Regions from separate parts of the Homo sapiens genome. Here region 2 is linked to region 1. Evidence: read pairs that join two places in POLR2A ChIA-PET (ENCODE). Cell type or tissue: OCI-LY7. All regions are shown on one strand. Each heading gives the region's core, and the rest is flanking DNA. Links, peaks and the distances in the headings are about the cores only.

What was found. ChIA-PET counts read pairs that join two places held together with the same protein. Peaks named below come from ENCODE experiments on the same cell type or tissue, not always from the same donor. Only the 100,000 strongest peaks of a DNase experiment are listed, where the experiment ranks them.
Region 2: POLR2A ChIA-PET joins it to region 1 with 5 read pairs; 2 of 35 experiments call an interaction of 5 or more read pairs at or near these places.

What each region holds. Positions count from the first base shown.
Region 1 is chr15:38,710,478-38,719,300 of GRCh38, forward strand. No RefSeq gene overlaps it. Among named protein-coding and RNA genes, the nearest start is that of LINC02694, 18 kb to the left of the region's middle. In OCI-LY7, for the core only: no CTCF peak of the experiment used is centred there; no DNase peak of the experiment used is centred there.
Region 2 is chr15:38,639,085-38,647,907 of GRCh38, forward strand. No RefSeq gene overlaps it. Among named protein-coding and RNA genes, the nearest start is that of LINC02694, 53 kb to the right of the region's middle. In OCI-LY7, for the core only: no CTCF peak of the experiment used is centred there; a DNase peak (open chromatin) is centred at 3,977; H3K4me3 peaks cover 382 bases; H3K27ac peaks cover 2,296 bases.

The sequences.
Region 1 (8,823 bases), core at 652-8,651:
AAGGGCATTTATGGATCTATCTACTGTTGAGCATATTCTCTGGGGTTTCATCCATTCAAAGTATCCTCTTTATTTTCTGTAGCAACACACTATTCTTGCAAAGGAAACTTCTTCCATGTTAATTACCAAGAAGATAAATTTTTCTTCATATCACTTGTATATGTAAACTTAAAATTAGATAAGTAAAAATTGGTTTTATTAATGTTTAACTTGGGCAGGCAAATTATTTTTTGATTTTTTTTCTTTTTTTTTTTTGAAACGGCGTCTGGCTCTGTTGCCCAGGCTGGAATGCAATGGTATGATCATGGCTCACTGCAACTTCTGTCTTCTGGGCTCAAATGATCCTCCCGCCTTAGCCTCCTGAGTAGCTGGGACCACAGGCGCACACTACCACATCCGGCTAATTTTTTATATCTTTGTTAGAGAGGGGGTTTCACCATGTTGCCCAGGCTCATCTTGAACTGCTGAGCTCAAGTGATCTGCCTGCCTTGGCCTACCGAAGTGCTGGGAGGCATGAGCCACCATGCCCGGCCCAGGCACATGATTTTAAAGATTGAGAACCTAGTACTACTCCCTTCCTTTGGAGGTTGATTGTTTTTTCCCTGCAGAGACCTTCCTTGCTAAAAGTGTCTCTTTTGAGAGAGACCATGTAACACTTTGCTACAATGACTTGGATAAAGTAGATCCCATTATAGACAAGTGAGTTAGGGAAAGAGTCATAGAAGCCAGATTTGAGTTAGATCCTGATCTTGAAGGAAACACAGAATTTGGATGGATAAATGTGCAGAGCTGGGTGAATTATGTGGAGAAAAAAGTAGGATGAGCCAAGATTAATTGCAAAAGTGAGCCTATTGGATATAGAATAAGAGGCCTGACTTGAGTAGAAGGTAACTTGCCTGTATGGCATGGAAGTGAGTGCATAATTTGGATGGATGAGGAATGTGAATTAATAGAGGATGTTGTGGAGTTGGCAGGACACTAAGAGCAGTATCTTAGTATGGATGTATCTTTGGAAACCAAGTGTTCCAAGCCTCACATTGTACAGATGAGACAGCAGAGATTCAGGATGGGGAGGAAACTTTCTCACTATCAATGGCAGGAGGGTCAGTCATCACTTGCTCCTTTGTACCGTGCAGTCTCTGTGCTTATCTGAGCACAAACATGAAATCGTTGTAGTAGGAAGTAAAGAAGCTCTGCTAGAACTCAGTATAATAGGTACGGTACCAGTTTGCTGGACGTATTGAATAAGGAGAAAATAGAGAAACTATTATTAAAAGGATACATACATACAAAATGGGGTACATACTGTGGCCTTGGCTATTGGCAGGGAGACAAAGGAGATCATCATTGAAGATACATTGAGGAAGAAGTTGATAGGACCCAATATAGAGCCCAGAGAAGAGGAAAATAGTTCATTGCAAGTTTCGAATTTTGCGTTCTTGCAGAATATTATTGTAGGGGGGTGGGCAGGGAAGGAGGTGAAATTCTAAGCTTGAATCAAAATGTTTGAAAACTGACTTGGTGATAGACAACTGGAAATAGCCATTCATTTATTCAGCGGATATTTATCGAATGCAAACTATAAACTATTGTGCGAGGTGCTGGGGATATACTGGTAAACAAGCCAGATGTGCTTGGACCATAACCTCCTAGAGCTTTCATTCTGGTGTGTCCTGATGGGGAAATAAGGCCTTCCATGAGAGGCACACCTGGAGCAATGGCTGTGCCATGCTTGGCAGTGACCTCTCACAGACAGCAAGTAGACAGTGCCCTGCAGAGGGCTGAAGGAAGAGCCGTGGACCCCCAGTCATTGCAGAAAGATGCTATCATTTATGAACAGGTTATGTGTTTTAGACAAACTGTCCTAAGAATTTTTAAACCATCCTTCCATTTCTTTATATTTAAATCCATTGTTTGAGCTCATCCCTGCCACAGAATTCTGACAAGTGAATAGAGTAGATGATTAAACAGGCTGTCAATGGTGCAAATATGTCCACCAACCCAAGATAAAAGATGACAGCCTCTAATGATACTTTAAAAATTCTCCTGGCCCACTGAAGGGGCACTGGCACTTTTTGTTTAATTTACCAGGATTCTTCAAGCTATTCCCTAGCTCTACTAGGTGATATTAAGTGCTAAACCCTTTCTCCCTCTCTTTTATTCACCTGAGCTTTAACCCAAACTTGGACTGGGCTTTAGGGAGATTAGGAAATTTTGATGAATGAGATGCCTAAAAGACATAAGACAAAGTCTCCTGAGGATGATTATTTATTTAGAGACTGGGTCTCACTTTGTCGATATGCAGTGGCATAATCACGTTTTACTACAGCTTTGACCTCCTGGGTTCCAGTGATCCTCCTACCTCTGCCTCCCTAGTAGCTGGGACTATTGGCATGCACCACCATGCCCTGCTAATTTTTTAGTTTTTTTGTAGTGACAGGTCCCGCTATTTTGCTCAGGTTGGTCTTGAACTCCTGGGCTCAAGTGATTCTCCCACCTCGGTCTCCCAAAGTATGCCACCACTCCCGGCCTATTCTCCTGATGAAATAGCACAAATAGTTGTCCAGGTTAAGGAAAAATCTTACTAAATGGCAATAATGCTAAAATTAGCATTGATTTACATTTTCAAGGCTTGTTAAGCACTTTATTATATGATAATGATTTATTTTGTTAAAACATTTTAGAAAACTCGCAAACGATCACAAGGTAGATCTTAATAGGTATGAGATAAATTACCAAAAGTGAATCTATACCAAAGCAAAGAGAAATTGTCTTAATGACCAAAGTTCTAAAGTCTTTTCCAGAAATGTCTTCCAGGGTGGGATTGCATTGAGAAGACCCACAGATGTTCACCCTTCGAAAGACTGACTCTACCTCTGGAGAAATTTTAACACTCCTTCAGGGAGGGAAGGAGCTATTTGCGATGCCCTGATTTGCTCTGCCAACTTCCCATTCTTCTCCTTCCCATGTGATTGGATGTGTGTGCTATCTTTCCCTTGTCTGTGGCTATGCTTGGTTCCCTGGCATTTCCTCCTCCCTTTATTACCTGGACATTTGTCTATCCTGCCTCTCATTTTTCTTTCCAGGAACACAAAGGGTCCCGGAATTTTTATATCTGCCGTGATCCGTTATGATTATATTTTAAAGCTTAACTCTCCAGATGGCATTACTTTATGGACGTTCATGTTGGAATAGGGGAAATTGTCTGTATGTCCTCCACGTCTAGACAACGATATTTCTGCCAGGAACGTCTGATAAGGTCATCTCCAGGTTCAGCAGATCGTTAAGTGGTGGCAGCGTGTCCCGATCTTTCCTGAGGTGCACTGCAAATAATTTCCTATGATTAACGTTATCTTAGTACCAATGCATGTGAATGTTAATTCTTGAAAAATCAGAGGATTGCAAGTTATTCCCATCACCAATAATACTCATTCCTTAATATTCCAATGCTTTCTGAAGTAGAAGAGAAAGCTGTGACGTTGCATCATTAAATCAAAATGGACATGACCCACAGTCAATCTGGGTACCTACGAGGCAGTGTATTTACATGTCTTTATTATTTTTCACGGTGGGAGGTAGCAACTGCATCATGGAAAATATGGAAAAAACTCAGTTTTTTTTGGAATAATAAATCCAGAAGCCAAGAGGTCCCCCAGCCCTTCTCCCTCATGAATATTGAGCTTACTTTGAATGACATAAAATTAAAAGGAAATTTCTTTTATAGTTTAGTTAAGGCAACGTGTATTGGCTCAACATGATTCATGATTAAATATATGGATCTAACTCCATCCAACACAGAGACCTGCCCAGCCATTTTGGCCCTGCCCACGAATGGGCAGTGCCTTCTCTCTCTGCCATCTTTGCTTCTCTCTCCTTGCTTTCCTGCTTGCTCTCCTTTCCTGCCTGCGTGCTTCACTGACTTACTCACCATATTCCATCGCTCCTCTCTCAACAGAGAGTCTGTCTTCCTACAGTGTGGGTGCCTGCCAGCAATAATGGAAACAGTGGAAAATTTTCTTGTGGTTGGAGATGAAGCCAACAGCAAAGGAAGCTCGTTCCTAGCTCTGCTCTCCTCCCCTGCAGACCCCCTTCTCTCAGCTCTGCATTCAGGCTGGGGACTGGGAGTACAGGACTTGTGGCCAGAAGATCCAAGAGATTTTTTGCTGGCTTTTGCTGCCTGAAGTGTGCTCTGAAACAGCAATCAAAAAGGCTTTCTGGAGGCCTGGAAGGATGGGAGGGCACCAAGCAAACACAGTTCTCCTTCAGAGAAAGCTGCTGGACACCAAAGAAGGGCCCCCAAGCTTCATGAGGTTACTGTTGCAGACCCCCTGCAAACACAGGGGCCCAGTGAAATAAATACCTCCATGCCCTGGGGGCCTATCTGGCCCTGTTAAAACTGTGCCCCTGCATGTTTGGGTTAGTTCATTAGAGAATTTCCAAGACTCTTGAAATGCTTGTGGGTAACCTGGAATTTCCTTAGAGACCTGGCTGCCGAGATCACTAACCAGCATCAGGGACCTATGCCTTCTGTGAGAGACAAAGACAGTTGTGTAGAAGTGGGTCATAGGAAATTTTTGGAAGTTATTCAGCCACAGATTCCTTTATAAAACACAAACACACCAACTATAAAAGTTCTAGAATGTGGCAGAGAAGACCTAAATCTCAATCAAGGCAGAGAGATGTATGCAGCTGTCCTTGTCTCTGCTAAAGGCCAGCTTTGTAATATATATTTATTGATACAGGCTCACACAACTAATGGGATAGACATCGACTGCCATTTTTAGTTCTCTCTCTTTTTTTTTTTTTTTTTTAAACAAATCTCTCACCCAGGCTGGAGTGTGGTGGCATGATCTTGGCTCACTGCAGCCTTAAGTTCCTGGACTCAGATTCTCCTGCCTCAGTCTCCTGAGTAGCTGGGACCACAGGCATGCACCACCACTCCTGGTTATTGGTTTTGTGTGTGTGTGTGTGTGTGTGTGTGTGTGTGTGTGTGTGTTTTTGTTTTGTTTTTTGTTTTTTGACAGTTTCGTTCTTGTTGCCCAGGCTAGAGTGCAATGATGCAATCTCAGCTCACCGCAACCTCTGCCTCCCACGTTCAAGTGATTGTCCTGCCTCAGCCTCCGGAGTAGCTGGGATTACAGGCATGCACCTCCATGCCCCACTAACTTTGTAGTTTTAGTAAAGATGGGGTTTCTCCATGTTGGCCAGGCTGGTCTCGAACTCCTGACCTCAGGTGATCATCCCCTCTTGGCCTCCCAAAGTGCTGGGATTACAGGCATGAGCTACCAAGCACGGCCTTTAGTTCTCTTTGATGTTGAAAGGCAAAGACCTGATGGGATTCATGAGGATCCTCAAGATCTTATGGCACAGAACAATGGTTAAACAGTAGATTTTCTGAATAGCGACTTAACTGACCTTTCCTAGCGATGTTAGGTTTAAGTTCCATCAGAGGAACTCTCAGGAATGGACACATGGGATCTTTTTTTGGGATGAAACGGGTCACTTTCAGCCTCATCTCAAGTACACCCTTGAGACCCTGGAAATACTTCGGGGGGCTACCCCATTCCTTAATTTTCTGTAGTATCAGTGAGAGGTAAAGCCAGCTGGATTTCCTGGGTTGAGTGGGGACTTGAAAAACTTTTCTGTCTTACAAGAGGATTGTAAAATGCACCAATCAGCACTCTGTAGCTAGTAAGAGGATTGTAAAACGCACCAGTCAGCACGAGTCTAAAAGTAGCCAATCGCAAGGAAGATTGAAAAAAGGGCCCTCTGACAGGACGGAAATGGAATATGGGAGGGGACAAATAAGGGAATAAAAGCAAGCCCCTGCAGCTAGCAGCAGCAACCCGCTCGGGTTTCCTTCCATGCTGTGGAAGCGTTGTTCTTTGGCTCTGGCTCTTAGCAATAAATCTTGCTGCTGCTCATTCTTAGGGTCCATGCCACCTTTAAGAGCTGTAACACTGTGAAGGTGAGGCTTCATTCTTGAGGTCAGCAAGACCACGAACCCACTGGAAGGAACGAACTCCGGACACATTAGCATGTTCCTTTCTTGTATAGAACATTATTTTGTCATTTTTGATTCACTTGACAAATATTTACTAAACATGTGCCTGATCCTTTATTAAGTAGTGAGGAAATATGGTGAGCAAGACAGACCCAGGTCCCTGCCCCTCACAATTATAAAGTCACCATAAAGAAGGACAGGCGGTCCCTTTGATGCTGCATCTGTGGGCATAGGCTCTGGAGCCGGGGCCATGTTGCTTTTCTTGCCTCTCTCTCTCCCCATCATTGTGACTTCTGCAGTGGCTGAATCAAAGGTAATGAACTAATAACATGTCTCCATTTTTCTAATTGTTTTCCAAAAATGAGTAAGTACTCAAAGAATAGAGTTTGCTGTAGTGTGTGATGGTTGAGGGTTGGGAACCAAATAACCTAGGTTTCAATCCTCTTTCACCACTTTATTAGCAGCATGACCCTGGGAAATATTTTTAAGTCTGTCTCTGCTTGTCATTTCTTGTCTTTAAAGTGATGATGATTATATTCTCTACCTCACAGGGGTTTTGTGGGGATTAAATGAGTTAATAATCAAAAAGTATATAGAATAATGTCTATCGAGCGTTCAATAAAATTAGCTATTGTTAATTACACTAAAGCCTAGGGGCTGGAAAGGACTTGGAAAACCCAGTCTTCAGTTCAGATAATACATACTTTATAACCATGAACTGAATATAACCATGTATTCAGTTCAGATAATACATACTTTATAAACCACGGCTAAGATGGATAGGGAGAAGATGACAGAAATAAATGGGAAAGCTCACTCTCTTCAGATTCTGCCAGTGAATTATCTGCATCAGGGCATCTGGAGGTTGCCCAAGGGATCAGGATGCATGAGAATTTAAGAGGTATTGGGTGGTATTGACCTACTAGGGTCCTGAGGAAACCTCAACTGCAGAAGGATGAGTAGGGGAATCTTCTGCCAACCAGGTCATAAGCAGGGCTCTAGTCAATGATTCCTTGGGATATCTATTTTTCTTTCATGGTGTTTGCCCATAATTGACAACTGGAAGAAGTTATTCTGGGTTTGGGGTGAAGCTATGGTATAAGCTGCTATATAGTTTTCTCAGACAGTTTATGCATATTATTTTTACATTGAGAGAACCTTCTGGGAATGAATCTCAATTTATTGGGACAGTCCTAACTCTTGGTTCTCCATACCACTTCTAATGTATACAATCCTTTGTATCTATTTCTAATGAAGGTGGCAATGATATATACCCGAGGCATGGTAGAAGAGTCCTGACTGCAAGTTAGGAGGTCTGGGTTCTGGTTGTGGCTATTTATGTGAAGTCACTTAATATCTTGGTGTCTTAGTTTCCACATGTCAAATGTAGCATAAGATTTTGATACTTGCTAATGGTGCTTGAAGCTGTAATGTGTTCTATTGTTTGTACAATAGGCCTCAGTATTCAGGGTGCTCAATCATTTAGTGACTTATTCACCTATAGAATTATCTGTTTAGTTAATATTTGATAGTTTTTTTAAGAAATAAGTTTTGCTTAAGTTATGAAAATGTTAATTGCTCACAAAAACAAAAATAAGTATGTATCTACCATCCAGGTTTAACAGATATTAATATTTCATTATATTTGACCTTTATCTTAAAAAATGTGATAGATAATTCATTTTCTCCCTCCCTAGCAATAACCACTATCTTTAGTATTCTTTTTACATAAATTTTTATACTTAGACATGGATGTGTTTTCTCTATAGCACTGAGTTTTTCTTATTTTTTTATTTTTTATTTTTAGACAGTCTTCCTCTGTCGCCCAGGCTAGAGTGCAGTGGTGTGATCTCTGCTCACTGCAACCTCCGCCTCCCAGGTTCAAGCAGTTCTCCTGCCTCAGCCTCCGAGTAGCTGGGATTACAGGTGTGCATCACCACTCCCAGCTAATTTTTGTATTTTTAGTAGAGATGGGGTTTCGCCAGGTTGGCCAGGCTGGTCTCAGACTCCCAACCTCAAGTGATCTGCCTGCCTCGGCCTCCAAAAGTGCTGGGATTACAGGCGTGAGCCATTGTGCCCGGCCAGTATTGAGTTATAAAAATGAACATACTAGAAGTTTTCTTATTTTGCTCAACTTTATATTTTTCAGATTCATCCACATTACCACCTATGTAATTCTTCATTTATTCACTTTAACAGTGACCTAGTATTCCATTACATGAACTTATGCCAGTTTATCCATTCTCTATTGATGGCATTTAGATAACTTACAAGATTTTGCTATTGTAAATAACATTGCAACAACCAACTGTGCAGAAGTCTACTTGGGCACGTGTGTGAGTGTTTCTCTAGGGTAATTTACCTGGAAGCAAAATTATTCAGTAGAAGAATATACTTATTTTCAACTTTTCCAGAAAATGTGAAACTGCTTTCCAAACTGCTGGTAGGTATTTATACTGTCATCATTACTATATGACATCTTGTTTTCCTACATTCTTGCCAGCTTGTATGTTGGAAGACTTTTAATTTTTCTCCAATTTGATGTGTATGAAATATGTTCTTGATGTTTTCATGTATTTGTTGGCTTTTTTAAAGTTTGAGTCTTTCTTACCAGTTATTCATGGTGGAGGATGAGTTCTAATCAGGCACATATTTGATTAAGTTGTGGCGTTATCTGCCAGCTAAGCGCTATGTTGATGTGGGTCTTATGTTTGTGATTTTGCGATACCGAATAGCCAAGATGAGGCCCCCACTGTGAATTTCCTGGGTGATGTAACTGCGGAGGAACGTAGGTCATGGGCCACAGTGCTCTGTTTTGT
Region 2 (8,823 bases), core at 373-8,372, 72 kb before region 1:
TATAGTAATCTTCTTTGGAAACAGTGCCGTTAAGTCAACAAGGGCTGCAGGTGCCGGGGATGGCTCAGACCACACCAAGCCATGTGCACATTAGCCTCATGGTAAGGAACCGGGGTCTATTACTGTTGGATGTGGTCACTCTCAGCGGCAAACACAGCATTTCTACTCGGAAATCACAGTTAGACATTGAGACTTGGGATTTAGAAGTATTTGTTTCTGTTGCATTTCTTGGTTAGGTCCAGGGGCCTAATACAAAAATTGGTACTAATACAAAAATTGCCAGGGCACATTTTACCAGTTGTGAAATCAGGAAAGATCCTCTGGTGGACTCTCATTTGGAGGGTGAGGAGTGAGGCCAGAGAGGTGAAGTGCCTGCCCAAAGTGAGGCAACTCGTCTGTGGCCAAGTTGGAGACCAGCACCCATCTTCTAACACCTAATTGATGAATGATCTTTACCATTTTACCACTTTTGTTCTGCTTCACTTCTTGGCATTGATCATATCCCACTCTGGCTCCTAGAAAGAAGTCATCTGCCCCCTTCAAATGAAGAAGCAGACAAGCCTACTGCTAACCTCCATGATCCCTCTTGAGAAGGTCCCCATGGGTCTCCCCGACTCCAGCCAAAGGGTTGTCCATTGCCTTAGCTTATCTTCGATTGGCCTCACTGGGCCTGACCTTTCTTCTCTACATACTTTCCCTTCCCCCCAGCCTCCAGCCGTAGGAGAAAATCCTCTGTATTTTATGGCACCCTTCTCAAGAAATATTGGAATTTTACCAGTTCCTTTTAACAATAGAACCCAAGGGGTGACTAATGGTAGAAAGTAGGTACATAGGGAGCTCAGTGAGGGAGTCCAGTTAGGACAAGGAGATTTTCTTGTGCTTCTGTGCTATAGAAATTTCCCTACTGTGGCCTGTTACTCTGTACACAGAACTGAGCTTGGACCCCACTAATTTGCCTTAAAGGAAAGGGTGGCTCACAGTTTTGGGCATGCTTTGGTATAAAGCGAATTAGTAGTATTACAGATATAACACATTCTGTAAGACACTAAACAGAGAACTAGAGCTAGAGATAGGCAACTATTAATATTATGGTTAAATGGTAGTCTATAGAAAAATGCAAAGAAAGAACATAATTTTTAATATCGTACCACCGACTTTGTAAATGTCTTCTAGTTAAACAGGGCATGATAACCTATCTGCAATGTAGTTACATCTTACTTTTGTAGATTATTATCCAGAGAATAACAACTGGACACAGTCTAGTATCATCCTTTGAGACCTTGAACACATAAATTGTTTTTCCCTTATCTCCTTAATCTCCTAGTCTGTAAATAAGGCTAATAAATACCACATGTCACATCTAAAAATCACATCCTTTAAATTTAACTGCCTCTAAATAGTCTTAATTTTTTTTAATGATAGATAAAATCCTAAGTATTTATTGTATACAACATATTATTATGAAGTATATGTACATTGTGGAAGGACTAAACCTAGCTAATTAACATTAGCATTACCTCACGTAGTTATCATTTTTGTGGTAAGAACACTTTATATCCACTTTCTTAGCGTTTTTCAAGAAGACAATGTATTATTTACTATAGTTACCATGTTGTATAATAGATTTCATAAACTTTTTCTTCCTAACTGAAATTTCACAGCCTTTGACCAACAATCTCCCCAACCCACCCCAATCACCTCAGTCTCTTGTAACCACCGTTCTACTCTCTACTTCTATGAGATCAACTTTTTTAGATTTCACATGTGAGTAAGATCATGCAGTATTTATCTTTCTGTGCCTGACTTATTTCACTTGACATAATGTCTTCCAGTTTCATCGTGTTGTTGCAAATGATAGGATTTCCTTCTCCTTTATGACTGAATAGTATTCCGTTGTGTGTATATATACTACAAGGGTATCCAATCTTTTGGCTTCCACAAGCCACATTGGAAGAGTAAGAATTGTCTTGGGCCACACATAAAATACACTAACACTAACAATAGCTCATAAGCTAAAACACAAATTGCAAAAAAAAAATCATAATGTTTTAAGAAAGTTTACGAATTTGTGTTGGGCTGCATTCAAAACCATCCTTGGCTGCATGCAGCCCATGGGCCACAGGTTAGACAAGCTTATACCTCATTCAAAACATCTCTTCATCCACTGATGGACACCTAGGTTGATTCCATATCTTGGCTCTTGGGCATAATGCTGCAACAAGCATGGGAGTGAGGATATCTCTTTGACACGCTGATTTTATTTCCTTGGGATATAAACCGAGTAGTGGGATTGCTGGCTGGATCATATGGTAGTTCTATTTTTAATTTTTTGAGAAACCTTTATACTGTTTTCCATAATAGTAGTGTTAATTTACATTCCTATCAACAGTTTGTGAGGTTTCTCTTTACTCCACATCCTTGCAAATTAACTTTTGCCTTTTTGGTGATAACCATTCTAACAGTTGTTAGCCTCACCTAAATATTCTTAATTATATCAGTTATCAGCTGTCACAATAATAATGCATAACAAACAGCCACAAAACCTCAGTGGCATACAGTGATGCTTTTGTCAGTGGTTAGGGTACCCACCAGGGCTACTGTGAGACAGACTTGAGCCAAAATCCCATTCATTGCTTGACTTCCATAAAATCCTGCTGATTGATGGATCACAGTGGTGCTTTAGATCTACAGTAATTAGTGGATGTCCAGTATTCACTGAAAAGCCTGATCATTTTTCCTTCTCCAATGCACAATTTCCTGGATAAAGGCCATAAGTCCCTTTGGGGAGAGCTAAGAGGAAGATTTAGTATCTGTATTTTTTGTCTGGGTAGCATGGTCCTTACTCAAGGGGACTCAGTCTCTTCTTTATTCAAGGAGTTCTGGGTCTGTGAACTGGCTCAAGGTTGGGAATTGGTTGTTACTTAGATTTCTGTTGTTGAAAACTGGTAAAATAATTCAGTTCATTTGTTGTTTATTGTACCTCCTCTTAAGTCACACTTTGTATCTTGACCACATGAGTCTTCTTCACACAGAAACCCACTGAGATTTAGGTCTAGTAAAGGAGCAGTGAATGGTGGTGGGATTAGGGCTGGAGGAAGATCAAGCAAGGCAAAATATCTCAGGAGTTCCAGCAAGGCAATATATCTCAGGAGAGGTAATGATAGGCTCTTCAGATAAGAGGAGACTAATCTCCTTAGGGGAAGAAGGGCTGCCTCTATTGGCAAAGGAGAGTTAAGAGAGTTAAGGGGTTTGAATCTACCAGCTTCATTAGGATTTACCCATATATTCACATCCCAATACTCAGGATTGCATTCTCTATCAATTAAAAAGTATTGGTTATTTTTGTTGTTGTTTTTTTTTTTTTTTGAGACGGAGTCTCGCTCTGTCACCCAGGCTGGGTTGCAGTGGCGCGATCTCAGCTCACTGCAAGCTCCACCTCCCAGGTTCATGCCATTCTCCTGCCTCAGCCTCCCGAGTAGCTGTGACTACAGGTGCCTGCTACCACGCCCGGCTATTTTTTTTATATTTTTAGTAGAGACAGGGTTTCACCATGTTAGCCAGGATGGTCTCGATCTCCTGACCTTGTGATCCACCCGCCTGGGCCTCCCAAAGTACTGGGATTACAGGCGTGAGCCACTGTGCCCTGCCTAAAAAATACTTTTAGAGATAATGTCTCAGTGTGTTATCCAGGCTGGAGTGCAGTAGTAAAATAGCTCACTGCAGCCTCAAACTCTTGGGCTCAAACAATTGTCCCACGTCAGCCTCCTGAGCAGCTGGGACTACAGTCATGCTTCACTACATCTGAATAATTTTTTAAACTTTTTTTGTAGAGATGCGGTCTTGCTGTGTTGTCTGGGCTGTTCTGGAACTTCTGGCCTCAAGCAATTCTCCTGCCTCAGCCTCCTGAAGTGCTAAATTACAGGTGTGAACCACTACACTCAGCCTCTTTACCAGTTAATATCCTAACTTTAACATAGGAGACTCTATGAGGAAGGGAAGTCAATTTGCATTGTAAGTCAGCCACCTGCTGTTCTAGACTTTGGGTGTGGCTTTTGAAAATCTTAGCCCTAAGGCAGAAGAAGATAAAAGTTTCTTTTAGGGTAGTCATATATTTGAGGCCCCTTATGTAGATCTTGAGCTGGGAATTTAGTCCTGAGCTGTTTTTTTGTTTTCTACACATTTTCAAGCACATTTAGAAGCAAACAACAAAACCACTCTTAGTACCAATTTTTGTATTAGTCAGGGTTCAATCAGAGAAGGAGAAACAACTATGAGTGATTTTGTTATTATATAATAAGAAATTTCTTATAGAAATTTGACCTTATGGAATTGTGGGCGTTGTTAGTTTATGTGCATGTTTTGCACGTGCATAACACAAGCTATTGTGCATATGTGCATGTACCCCAAATACACAGAATATCTTTAGTTCTGGCAAAAGGGTAGACTAAGATAACCTGAAACTCTCCCGCTACAAATTGTGAGAGAAGCCAAATAAGGTGTGTAAAAATTTTTTTGAAATATTTGCTAAGCTTGCCAGAAAAAAAGGAAATCCCTAGATCCCAGAAAAGAAGATGGAGTTGAAAACCAGATTAGTAAACTTGTGATCTGACACGTGGCTGCCCTTGGAGTGAAGATTATGGGTTCCTGCAACCTGGGGCTTAGCTTTAAGGATGACAATATGTTAAATAAGGAGCTAGAACTTGCATGATATAGGGAATAAATCTGAGGTTTCTGCAAAAGCCAAGACATTTGAGAGGCTGAGGCTGTACCCTCAATGATAGGGTGAAAAAACAAGCAAACAAAAAAACGCCCCAACCCACCCCGGCAAAAAAAAAAAAAAAAAAAAAGGCCAAAGATACAAAAAGGAAACCTCTGTGTTTCCATATGGTTCTTGATGAAAAAAAAGTCTGACCTGAGAAAATGAAACCACCAACCTATACTTTACATGGACTTAATATCCACATTTATTTGCCTGCATGGTACAGGAATCCAAAATGTATAATAAATGATATGAAATAGTAATAAATTGATAAGCAGTGATACAAATGAAAACAATAATAGGATCAACAAAATAATGAGTTTTGGGGATGTAATTTCAAGGTGGAATTAAAAATAGAAGAAAACTATTACATGTAGAATAGGAGTTTACTGAATTTAAAATGTTTTAATAGTCTATTATTTATAAGAAGTTAGAAATATTGGTTAAATTAAGATTTCTGTTGATTAATCATATATAAGAATGTTAAGGGTAATCTCAAAATATAGAAATAGAAAATATTGCTTTAAAACCAGAACAAGGCAAAAGAGGAAATAGAAAATATGATAAATCCAACAGTTTAAGGGAAAAAAAGAAAAAGAAAAGAGTAAATAGAAAGCCCAAAACAGAATTACAGAAATAGGTCCAAATAAATATATCACTAATCATTATAAATGTAAATGGCCTAAATTCACCAGTTCAGATACAGAGACTCAGATTCTTTTAAGAAAAACTGACTTTAGGCTGGGTGGGGCGGCTCACACCTGTAATCCCAGCACTTTGGGAGGTGGGCAGATCACCTGAGGTCAGGAGTTTGAGACCAGCCTGGCCAACATGGTGAAATCTCGTCTCTACTAAAAATACAAAAATTAGCTGGGAGTGGTGGCGCATGTCTGTAATCCCAGCTACTCATGAAGCTGAGGCACAAGAAATGCTTGAACCTGGGAGGCGGAGGTTGCAGTGAACTGAGATCCAAGATTGCACCACTGTACTCCAGCCTGGGCAACAGAGTCAGACTCTGTCAAAAAAAAAAAAAAAAAAAAAAAAAGAAAAAACTGACTTTAAAACCTTGATATGATGGTTTCAAAATACAAAAGTATAATATCACAAAAAGTTGAAAATAAAATAGTGGTAAAAGAGATACTATGAAAATACTAATACAAGGAAAGCTCGGGACTCACACAAATATCAAATAAAATAGACTGTAAAATGAAAACATTATGCATGAAGATGATTATTTTATAGCAATAAATAGGAATAACTTTTACAATTAAAACTTTAAATTAAAATCCTGAGTGAGCAAGTATCTAGCAACATGGTCTCAAAATATGTAAACCCCAAACTGAAGAACTTCAAGGAGAAATCGACAAATCAACAACCACAATAGGAAATCGTATTGTATACATTAGTTAGAAATTGATAAATTAAGAAGACAAAAAAATAGGTAAGGGCATAGGAATTTTGACTAATATGATTAACATGGTAGGTATGATGGATATTTATAAAATTCTGTACACATGAATTAGGAAATATATATTCATTTTAAGGGTAAATGTAACTGTTACCAAAATTGATCACATGGATTGAATTGGCCTGGGGTAGATCTCAGGAATCAGTTTTTTTCTAAAGTTCCCCAAGCAATTCTAATGTGTAGTCAGGATTGAGAGATGCTGTATTATAGCAATTTAAAATGCATGGCCTGTATTTTCATGTAATTATGCGAATACATCTTGAAAAAGCTGATGTTGAGAAGAAAAAAGCCAGTTACAAAAGGAGCATGTATTATGTTTATGTCAAATGTTTAAAAACACAGTAGTTTATTTGTGATAAAAGTATAAGTTGTATGTTATAAAAACACAAAAATATGTATGAAGTGACATAACTCTGGGGAGAGAGAGGAGGGAAAGGGTTGGAGAAGGACACTAACTAGACATTGAATTATTTCTAAAAAATAAAATATTTCAAAATATGAAAGGTCAAATCTGGGCCAGGCATGGTGGCTCATGACTGTAATCCCAGCACTTTGGGAAGCCGAGGTGGGAGGATTGCTTGAGTCCAGGAGTTTGAGACCAGCCTGGGCCACATAGCAAAACCCTGTCTCTACAAAACAACAACAACAAAAGGTCAAATCTGGTGGTTGGTGTATGGAATGTTGTTATATAATTTTGGTCCTTTTGTGTATTTGAAATATCTCATATTTCAAAAATTGAACAAAAAATAAATTCATAGATGAATTAGGTCTCATGTCCACTGTGCAATACAGAGAGCATATCTATTGACCAGGGAAGGAGCCTGTAATTGTTTTTTTTCTTATAAGGTTTCACAGCATGACATTGTCTTGGTGATTCCACAAAGGAGCTGAATCTTTCAGGCTCAAATTTTTGATTTGTCAGCACATCAGTTAAGTGAGAAATAAAACTTTTTTTGGACCTAAATATTCCTCAGTGATAGGTACATTCGCAGACTCACATTACATTGGAAGAGGATCCCTATGGAGATGTTTGCTTAGAGAGCACCAGAATTAGCCTAAGAGGAATTGTTTAAACAATAGCATGTTCAATAGCATCAGGCTCTGATAACCCCTGAGGCAGTTATCTCATAATGGGATTGGCCTTGGCAATATGATTGAAAGTCTCAAATTCCGTTTGCTGAGATTCTCTCGCTCTGAACAGAGCTGAATGAGCAGAGTCTACATCTGACTCTGTGAATATCATTTTTTTGGGCTTTCAAGGCCTTTGCTACCCTCCATACATCCAATCTGGATTCACCACTTTCCCTCTCTGCTCCCATACCTCTTTGCAGACTTCTGTTGGCACTGAGGATGTGAAAATTTCAAATTATGTGTCTGTCTCCCCAACTGGACTGATTGCTCCACCAAAGGCAAGAACCACGTCATTTAAACTTTCCATCCTTTAAGTCCTTGATGCTGGTTGCAGACTATTTTGAACTCTGCTTCTGGGCATGTGGTAGAATTGTACCTCCTGACCCCCTGAGGCCATCTGGCTGGTTCTGTATGAGTGTGATTTGTGCCAACCCTGGGCCGGAGAAGCTGAGACCTTCCCACCCCCTTGGCTATTTCCTTGGCTGACCAGCAATGTAGAGCAGTGAGTGCTCTGTCAACCCAGGGCTCTGAGTGGGCATGATGGAGATGAAGAACAGATTGCCAGCCAACCCATGCTGCATGTTCAGTGTGAGTGTGAAATAATCCTTCTTGGTTTTAAGTCACTATGATGTGGGACTGTCTGTTACCACAACATTAGCAAGTCCATCCCGACTGATACGTATCCCCAGCATCTGGTATGATGCTGGCACCTATAGGTGCTTAATAAATGTTTGCTGAAAAAACTAAACTAGTCTGGGAGAATATTAAATAAAATAGTGTTTGTGAAAGTGTCAGGCATCTAGGGAGCACTCAGTAAATATTAATTGGATCCAAGGAAGGCATCTATATTATGTTTCTTTTTCTTTTTAGAGACAGGATCTTGCTCTGTTCCCCAGGCTGGAGTGCAGTGGCACTGATTAATCATAGCTCACTGTAATCACTAACTCCCAGGCTCAAGTGATCCTCCCACCTCAGCCTCCTGAGTAGCTAGGACTACAGGTGTGCACCACTGTTATGCCTAGGTAATTTTAAAATATTTTTGTAGAGACGGGGGTCTCACTATGTTTCCCAGGCTGGTCTTGAAATCCGGGCTTTAAGTGATGCTCTTGCTTTGGCCTCCCAAAGTTCTGGAATTACAGGTATGAGCCAACCTGCTCAGTCTTAGGTTTCTTTCTAAATGCATACTTCAATTGTGTGTGGGAACGCCTGTCTGGTGGAATGAAAATTAAATTACTAAATTAGATATCATTATCAAGAACAAGAGGAATATCATTTATAGCCAAAGATAAAAAGTGATTACAAAACACATTTCTCAAGCAGAATATTTAATATCTCAAATTAAACAAGCATCCAATAAAAAAGAGTCAGCATTTAAAATTCTGTGGTAGATCTCTTATACTCCAGGTAGGTTGTGTAATTTCTTTCAGAATTACTCATTTAGCTCTTCACTGCCCTCTCCAGGTTC